2 separate regions of the Homo sapiens genome follow, and region 1 is linked to region 2. The links are chromatin loops, found by intact Hi-C in ENCODE. Cell type or tissue: CD14-positive monocyte. All regions are shown on one strand. Links, peaks and the distances in the headings refer to the core of each region. The heading gives the core; the rest is flanking DNA.

Region 1 (4,617 bases), core at 618-4,617, 160 kb before region 2:
TTATTTTCCCTTAGCCCCTATTATTTCCACAATTTGGTTTATTTTTTGTAGAACAAGCCAGGATTTAAATATACCTTTAAGACTCTCTGTTTGCAAGTAACAGAAACCAAGCTGAACTAGCGCAACCAAAAAGGGAGAATTTACCATAATGATATAGGTGCTTCTCACAAAAGCCCAGAACAGGAATACAGCCACATCTTAGCAAAAACTAGAACCAGTCATTGAAAAGCTTCCAGGAACCCAAAAGGTACTCTCTGTGCCCCTTGTGATTGTTTTCTATGTATCTCTGCTAACTTGTTCTCTCTGCTTTTCCATCTACATGGGAGAATATAGTCACTCCCATATTGGACTGGGCTGTCAGTTCAGTGAGGAGTCTGAGCCCAAAGAAGGAAGGTGGGGCAGCAGCCCTGCAAGGCCAGACAGCTGATTACATACAGGAGAACTACACAAAGAAAAACTATATTGAGGCTAATGGGAGCCAGATTTTTCCCTGTTGGAGAAGGGAGTTACAAGTACAGAAATAAGAAAAGCAAGAAGTTTGTGTGATTGGATTGGAATTGGAGATATTCATGTAAAGTCATGGTTCTTAATACATGTAGATATAAAAATAAATATAAATGTAAAAGTGTGTATCTATATATTTTGTGAGATTCTGAAATATATATTTGGTCTTTGACCTCATTTTCTGGTGTACAACTCCTAAATTTCTTACAAACACCGAAGTGATGTCTTTTGTATGCTAATGAGTTGGCTCGTGGCTGGGAGCCCCTAGGTAGCTTTAGGATGGGGTTGGTCATCAGAAAGACCAAGGCAGGATCAGAGGGTTGGACCTTCAGCCTATCACCAACTTCTTGGAGAAGAGAAGGGTTGAAGGTCAGGTTATCACCAGTGGCCAATAGTTTAATCAGTCATCCCTTATGTAATGAAGCCTGCATAAAAACCCATGAGGACAGGGTTGGAGAGCTTCTAGATAGCTGAACACCAGGAGGTTCCTGGGAGGGTGGTGCACCCAGGGAAGGCATGAAAGGTCTGAGCCCCTTCTCCCACACCTCATCCTATTTATCTTTTCATCTGTATTGTTTGTAATATCTTTTGTAAACATAAGTGTTTGCTTGAGTTCAGTGAGCTGCTCTAGCAAATTAATCTAACCCAAGAGGGGGTCATGGCAACCACAACTTGAAGCCTGTCGGAAGTTCTGGAGGCCCAGACTTGGGACTGGTCAGTGGCCAGGGACAGAGTGGGGCAGTTGTTGGGATGTGTTGGGGAGTGAGCCTCAACCTGTGGGATCTGATGCTATCTCCAGGTTAGAAGGGAATTGGAGGACACCCAGTTGGTGTCTGCTGCAGAATCGATTGCTTGCTTGGTGTGTGGGGAAACGCCCCCCGACATTTGGTCACTGAAGTCTTCTTTGTTAATTGTTGAGGGTGAGGGAATAGGGTGTGTAATTTTTCCACAGTCAGTTATATACACACACATGTCTATAAATGTATTTACATATATTTCCTAGGCCTAACCAGTGAGAAGGTCTTGGTGCAGCAACACCACATTAGCCAAGAGAACACCTAACACCTAGCTCTAAACACCTTTCTCCATGAAAAGGAACCAGGGCGCTTTAGAGAAATGGCTGATTTTAGGGTTGGGCCAGAGAAAGTATAGTATGAGACTGGAACATCTTGTGCTAGAAAGTGTGGAAATGCTCAAGAAATGGTGGAGACAGTTCAAAAGGACAAAGCAATCAGCTTGAAAGGGCTCCTGTTGGCCAAATCTGGGACAATTTGAACATCAAAATAAATCACAGTAGCAGGAGATTATATCCCATGGGTTAAAATGGAATCTATGAGTCCACACTTTCAAAAAAAAAAAATAAATGGCAATAAAGAGCTCTTTAGAATAGAATTCAATAATATATTTAGAAAAAAGAATGGAATTGTAACCCAGTCATAGGTTCAGCAGCCCACTGCTTACAGAGCACAATTAACAAGAGTGAGGTCTGCCGTAAAGAAAGTGACTTTTTATTCCAAAGCTTAACGTAGGGGGAAAAGTGCAGGTTCCTGCCTTAAGGTACTGATTTGCTTTTGGGGCAGAAAGCAGGGGCTTTTAAAGTGGGACTTGGCATGAATGGCATGCAGGGGAGGGAGCAAGCAGGTGAGGATCTACATGACTCTCCTTAGCGCTTTTATCTACCGGGTGTTTGAGCTGGCACCATGGCAGGCAGGACTAGATTGTAAAGTGGCCATTGTCTGAGATGCTCTCCAAGTGGGACAGAGTTTCCTAGCAGGCATAGTTTAGATTGTAAATTGACTGTTGTCTCTCCAGGCAGTCTCCTGGTGGGAGAGATTTCTGGCTTAGAACCTTCTAAAAGCACATGGTTAAATAAGCTTGCCCTGTAAGGAGTGTCTGGTGAAGGGAAGGTAAAGATTATAATTGCATTTCTAAGGAACTAAGTGGGAAGTGGGAGAAAGGAGAAAAGGAGAAAAGAAAAAAAAAATGTTTTAAAACACAGTTATCTTTCTCTTAGAAAAATGGGGGTACTCAGTAAACAGAATTAGAAAATCACCATTTGGCAATCATCAGACAAGAAATATCAATGTTTGCTAAATCTAGTGGGGAAAAGTTGAATAAGGAATGAGTTACTTACATAGGTTCAAAGCATCTCCCCATGAAATTCTTATTTAAAAAAACAGGAACTTTACAAAAGAGGAATCTAGTAGATATCGTCTTACTCATGACAAAAAAAAAAATCAGCATTAATCAGGCTGCACTTTGACCCATTTATCAGTTGCTGAAAGTCACACAGCACTCTAGATACTGACCAGTTGCATCCGCAGTTGTTCCTATCAATAGAATTTCCAACTTTAGGATCATGACTATTTAACAGTTGATTTTCATCTCTATTGTTCCTATAGATAGAATCTCTGACATTAAAACCATAAGGTTTTTGCTTAAGGATCAGTTAAGATGTTTACAGACCCTGAATTCCATAAGCATTTTGAAGCGCAGAATCAGCATGAGAAGACAGCTTCCTCATCTCCTGCCCTATGACTTCAACCTGCACTGTTCAACCAATGAATGATCTCTGCCCTTCGGCCCACTCCAAAACCCTAAAAAACCCTACCCCAAACTCCTTAAGGAGATGGATTTGAGGTTCCCTCCTGTCTCCCTGTTCTGTGACACTACGACTAAACCTCTCTGCTGCAGCCTGGTGTCTCCACATGTTGACTTGCTGAATGCATTGGGCACTGGACCAATTATGGTTACAACCTTATCAAGTGCTGACAAGGGTATAGTACAACTGGAACTCGCATACATTGCTGATGGGAATGCAGATGCTGTAACCACTGTGGAAAACAGTTTGGCAGTTTCTTATCAAGTTAAGATATATTTTCCATAAAACCTAGTATATTGTCTCTCTAGAGAACCCTAATACACATATATATACATATATGTATATGTAGATATACACATATACACATGTGTGGATGTACACATAGACACGTGTGTGGATATACATATATACACATGTGTATGTGTGTATATACACGCACATGTGTGTGGATATACATATATACATGTCTACATAGATATACAATTATGTGTATATACATGTATATGTATGTATATGTGTATGTAGATATATGTGTGTTTGTGTGTATGTGTATGGAAGTTAATTTGTTAGGGAGAATTGGTTCCCATGTTCACAAAGGTGAAGTCCCACAATTAGGCAAGCTGGAAAATGAAAGAAGCCAATAGTGTAACTCAGTCCAAGTGTGAAAGCCTCAAAACCAGGGAAGCCAACACTACAGCCCCCATTCTGAGGCTGAAGGTCTGAGAGTCCCTGGGAGGCTGCTAGTGTAAGTCCCAGAGCCCAGAGGTTGAAGAACCTGGAGTCTGATGTCCAAGGGTGAGAGGCAGAAAAGTCTTCTTGCTCCAGAAGTGTGAGAGAGCAAAAAAGGAAAGCCAAGCAAGCTGAATGTCCCTTTTCTTCCACCTGCTTTATTCTAGCCACATCCCAATGTGATTGGATGGTGCCCACCCACATTGAGGGCTGGTCTTTCTTTTTCAGTCCACTGACTCACATGCCAGTCTCCTCTGGAAACAACTCATGGACACACCATGAGTTGTGGACACACCCAGCAACAGTGTGTCACCAGTGACCTAGGCATTCCCAATCCAGTCAAGTTGACGACTAATATTAACCATCACACCTAGCATTCCTACTCCTAGACATTTACCTAAAAGAAATGAAGCCAAAATCTAGAAACAACTCCAGTATCTATCAGTTGGCAAATGGAAAACAACTTGTGGCACATCCATATAATGGGACACTATGCAGCAATAAAAAAGGGATGAAATACTGGTATATGGAACAACACTGTTGAATCTTATAAGCAAAGTGAAAGAAACCAGACACAAAGGGTTATATAATGTAGGATTCCATTTCTGTGACTTTCTGAAAAAAAGCAGAGCTATAGGGAAAGAAATCAGATGTGTAGCTTTAGGGGTTATAATGGGGAGAATCTTTTTGGGGTGATAAAAATGTCCTATATCCTGATCGTGCCTGGTTGTTACACACTGCAAACATTTGTCAAAACTCATTGAACTATACACTACATTTTA
Region 2 (4,000 bases), core at 1-4,000:
CCCCCACAGGGACAGCAGTTTGGGCGGGGAAAGGTGGGATCAGTGGAGACAGAAGTGGAGGCCCCATTAGGGGCTCCTTGGTGCTTGGGCTTGAGGCAGGAGCTTCCTTGCTGCTGCCTTGATTCTTAATCTTGTGGTCATTTCACACTCCAAGGAGCAGGATCTCTTTCTGCGTCCTGTGGAGCCAGGGTGGTAGTAGCAGCCAGGCTAATTTTGCCCCATCTGCTAGCCATCTCCCTGTTCTTACACTTCAATTTATTTTCCATAATTGCTGTGGGGTGAAGTTGTGCTGAAAACCATTTTCTTTACAAAGCAGAGAGCTAAGAGAATCAGCCTTCTTCTCCATCATGAGAGAGGTTGCAGGGAATCTGTCTTTAAGCAATGTGCCCTGTGGATGTTAGCTACAGGGTTGGGCCATTTTTCATGATGCAAAGATGTCTGATCCTGGGAATGGACAGCCACATCATTTGGGGAACACTACCCAGTCAGCAACAGCTCCCTGGCAGGGAGGGACTATGATCACCATCGATTGAGCACCAACTGTATACCAGTTGTTGGACGACTCTCAGCCTAAAGAACTTCTTTGCTTTTCAGTAAGGTGGAAAGAATTTTAGGTGTTTTTCAAAAAGGAATAGAAGCCAGTATTGAGCATGAGGCTGGCCTCTAAAAGGTACTTGAATATTCATTGAACTCATGTGTCAATATCACCCCTGTTTCCTAGAGTGTCTCTGGGCTCCTCTGTGGGGCACACTAAGTCATCTGTGATTGATCTGTGCCCCTCAATCCTGGCTCTACACTTTTTGACCCAGCAGTGCTGAGCTGCCTCAGGTCCTGGCCACATCCAGTCACTTCCAGACCTTTGCTCATTTGTCCCCTTTGAAACGCCCTTCCCCTGCTCCCTGCACTTCACCTTTACCTAGCTTACTCCTGCTTAATCATGTGCACCTCAGAGACTTCTCCAACACCACTAGGCTCAGCTGGGTGCCTGTCTTGTACAATTCCCGTAATATTAAGTACAATCACATAATATTCCATGAACTCTGCAATTCTGTTTCCTGATTGCATCGTACTACAATTATGTTTACTTGACAGTTTTCCCCAATAAATTGTGAAGTACGTGAAAACAAGGGCTGCTCTGTGTCTGGCACAGGGAGAGGTGTCGAAATTAAATGGATGGATGAATGAATGACTCTCACTATAGGCCTGAACCCAGAAACCAGGGGACCAAAGTGAAAAAAACAGTTGACCTTCATGTCCAAGGCCCCAGTACGCTCCTGGAAAGGTGATTTTAAAAAAGTTTGCATATGTGCGATAGGCAAAGCACGTGCTTTTGGGAACCAGGTACATACCAATCTATGATATGTCCCTTCCTCTGGGTGTGTGCAGCCTCCTGGATCTGGAGTTCTGGCTGGGAGAGAAGGGTGTGTGACTTTCAGAAGGAATTAGGTATTTGGCATCTTGCATGAATCAACAGTACTCTTTTTCTTTTGCACTTCTTTGGGGGAAGGAGAAGTATTCTGCCTGAAGGCTTGGCTTCCTGGGAGTTTCCAGAAACTGAGTTTATAGAAATTGCCCAATTCTGCTAGAATCCTTGTCATTGTTTACAACCGATTTCTGCTGAGGGAAAGGACTTGGAGTCAGAGAATTGTAGAGAATCCCCAAAATGAACCTTAAAGATCGCTAAGTCTAACATCTCTTCCCATGTAAGGGCTTCTAAAACATGGTCCAGACAGGTCCAGATTCCCTGCAACCTGTCTCATGATGGATGGCCCAATGGTCTTCCTGCCTCTGCTTATGGGAACTGATGAATTCTGGCAGGAAACCCAGGTAGAGGTTTGCATCTCCTCATCCCAGACCCACTTTGGGGAAGAATAGGACAATGAAGATAAGCCCAGCACACCCTCCCAGCCACTTCCGGGAGAGGAGTGTGTTGGGGGCTGTGGCAAGGGGGATGCTGCCTTCTCTGGTCACGGCCTCAAGCCCTCACATGTGTACAACCCTTTAGGGTTTGGACAGCCCTTTCTTAGCCAGTGTTCATCTGGTCTTTGCAGTGACTTCATGAGGCCAAGGAGGCAGGGATCAGTTTTAGACGGGGTTTAAAGCTAGTAAGTAACCCATCCAAGATCGCAGAGCAAGGCAAAACCAATCTTTGTCCTGTAGCTCTTACCGCCTACCCACATCTCTCCCAAATATGACTGCATAAGGGCTCATGCTATGGGCCAGATTGACGCTTCGTAATTGGTATTAGTCATATGTTTATGTTGTATTTTTTAAAAAGTCTTAACTCCTTTAAATCAGAGTGCTCATATAAAAATCTTTAGAAATTTCAAATTAAGTCCGATTAAGTGATGATAGTGGATCCTAGCTGGATTGACCAATGATTGTCCTTCAAATGGACCAAAAACCTCTCCTGGGCAGGGGGCTTGCATTATGATGTCACCAGACTGCACTGTATCATAAAGACCCCCTGGAATCATTGGTCACCCAGGGTCTGGCCCTGTGCTAGCACCCAACTGTGAACAAGACCCAGAATCCACCTGTGAGGAGGGAGTCCAACTCTCTACAGTGTAGCCTGCCTCTGCTTTTTAGACCTTATCGAAAGGACATCAAGGAGCTTTTGGAGGACTTAAACAGGGATCAGATTGTCCCTTTAGTTGTGGTGTGGAGAAGTGATCAGAGGAGTGAGGCAGGCTGTCAGGCGGCCCTGCTGGCCTCGGTGATACAGGTGTCAGGCAGTGGCGGCCTTCGCCGGAGTGGTGGTCATGGAGATGGATTCTCCAGCTGTTCAGGCAGTGGAATTAGCAGTACCTGGCAGCTGGCTGAGGAATTTGGCAACGCCCTGTCCACACACTTTTGCTTCTAGGACTTCTGTATGTCTGTTACACCCACTATACTGCAAACTCCTCAAGAATGCCTTGCAAGCAGAGCTGTCTAATTCATCTGTGCATCGCCAGAGCCCAGCACCGTGCTGAGCACATAGTAGGAGCTCAATAAATGTTAGTTGCATACGTGAATAAACAAATATTTAAACTTCACCAAGCAGTAACTCCTAATACTCATTGAGTGCCAAGCTCCTCAAGAGAGTCAGGGTCTCATCTGTGCTTGGGAATGCTGGGTGTCAGCCTGTCTGCTGAGGTTTTGCCTGCTAAACTTTTCTTACCCATTGCTACCTACCTCCAGGAATCCTGTGGGATATAACGCAAAGGCTGGTAGCAGAGAGAGATGCTGAGACATAGAAAGAATCCAGGCTCAGCTGGACGCGGTGGCTCATGCCTGTAATCCCAGCACTTTGGGAGGCTGAGGCCGGCAGATCACGAGGTCAAGAGATGGAGACCATCCTGGCCAACATGGTGAAACCCTGTCTCTACTAAAAATACAAAAATTAGCTGGGTGTGGTGGTGCACACCTGTAGTCCCAGCTACTCGGGAGGCTGAGGCAGGAGAATGGCTTGAACCTGGGAGGCAGAGGTTGCAGTGAGCCGAGATCACACCACTGCACTCCAGCCTGGGTGACAGAGCGAGACTCTGTCTCAAAAAAAAGGAAAAAGAAGAAAGAATCCAGGCTCAGGCAAAAGAATGGTGGGTATGGTGCAGTAGACAACAGACAGAAGTGGCTACTCATGAGCTGTGTGAACTTGGGCAAGTTCCTAATTAATTTTGGCCTCTGTGCTGTCATCTGTAAAATGGGGCCCGGTGTCCCTACCTGGAAGGATTGTGTGAGATCAAAGCTGTGCATATAGAGAAGAGATTTTCAGTGAGTCTCTTTGGTAAGAGTCAGATCATTTCCATCGTACAGAGTGAACAACATTCAGAAGAAAAACTTGCCCTGAACTTGGGAGATTACCTATAAGTAAAAGATTAATATATTCTCTGAGATTTTATTAGTTTTTTTGGCGTGTGTAGGTGTTGGTGGGTGGTTAAAAAAAAATCCTGCTTCCCTAAGTAGACAGCACCGGATGCCCCAATTTCCACAAATAAAACCCTTCATTTCTTCCAGGTTT

Evidence for each region. A loop is a pair of places that touch in the nucleus more often than their neighbours do. Peaks named below come from ENCODE experiments on the same cell type or tissue, not always from the same donor. Only the 100,000 strongest peaks of a DNase experiment are listed, where the experiment ranks them.
Region 1: it touches region 2 in a loop (3-fold over the local background); 17 of 110 quality-filtered maps call a loop at or near these places.

What each region holds. Positions count from the first base shown.
Region 1 is chr14:95,160,610-95,165,226 of GRCh38, forward strand. All of the region lies in intron 3 of DICER1-AS1 (DICER1 antisense RNA 1), which reads left to right. Among named protein-coding and RNA genes, the nearest start is that of DICER1-AS1, 5.2 kb to the left of the region's middle. In CD14-positive monocyte, for the core only: no CTCF peak of the experiment used is centred there; a DNase peak (open chromatin) is centred at 2,742; H3K4me3 peaks cover 538 bases; H3K27ac peaks cover 975 bases.
Region 2 is chr14:95,321,371-95,325,370 of GRCh38, forward strand. No RefSeq gene overlaps it. Among named protein-coding and RNA genes, the nearest start is that of CLMN, 3.5 kb to the left of the region's middle. In CD14-positive monocyte, for the core only: no CTCF peak of the experiment used is centred there; a DNase peak (open chromatin) is centred at 1,541; H3K4me3 peaks cover 1,477 bases; H3K27ac peaks cover 2,100 bases.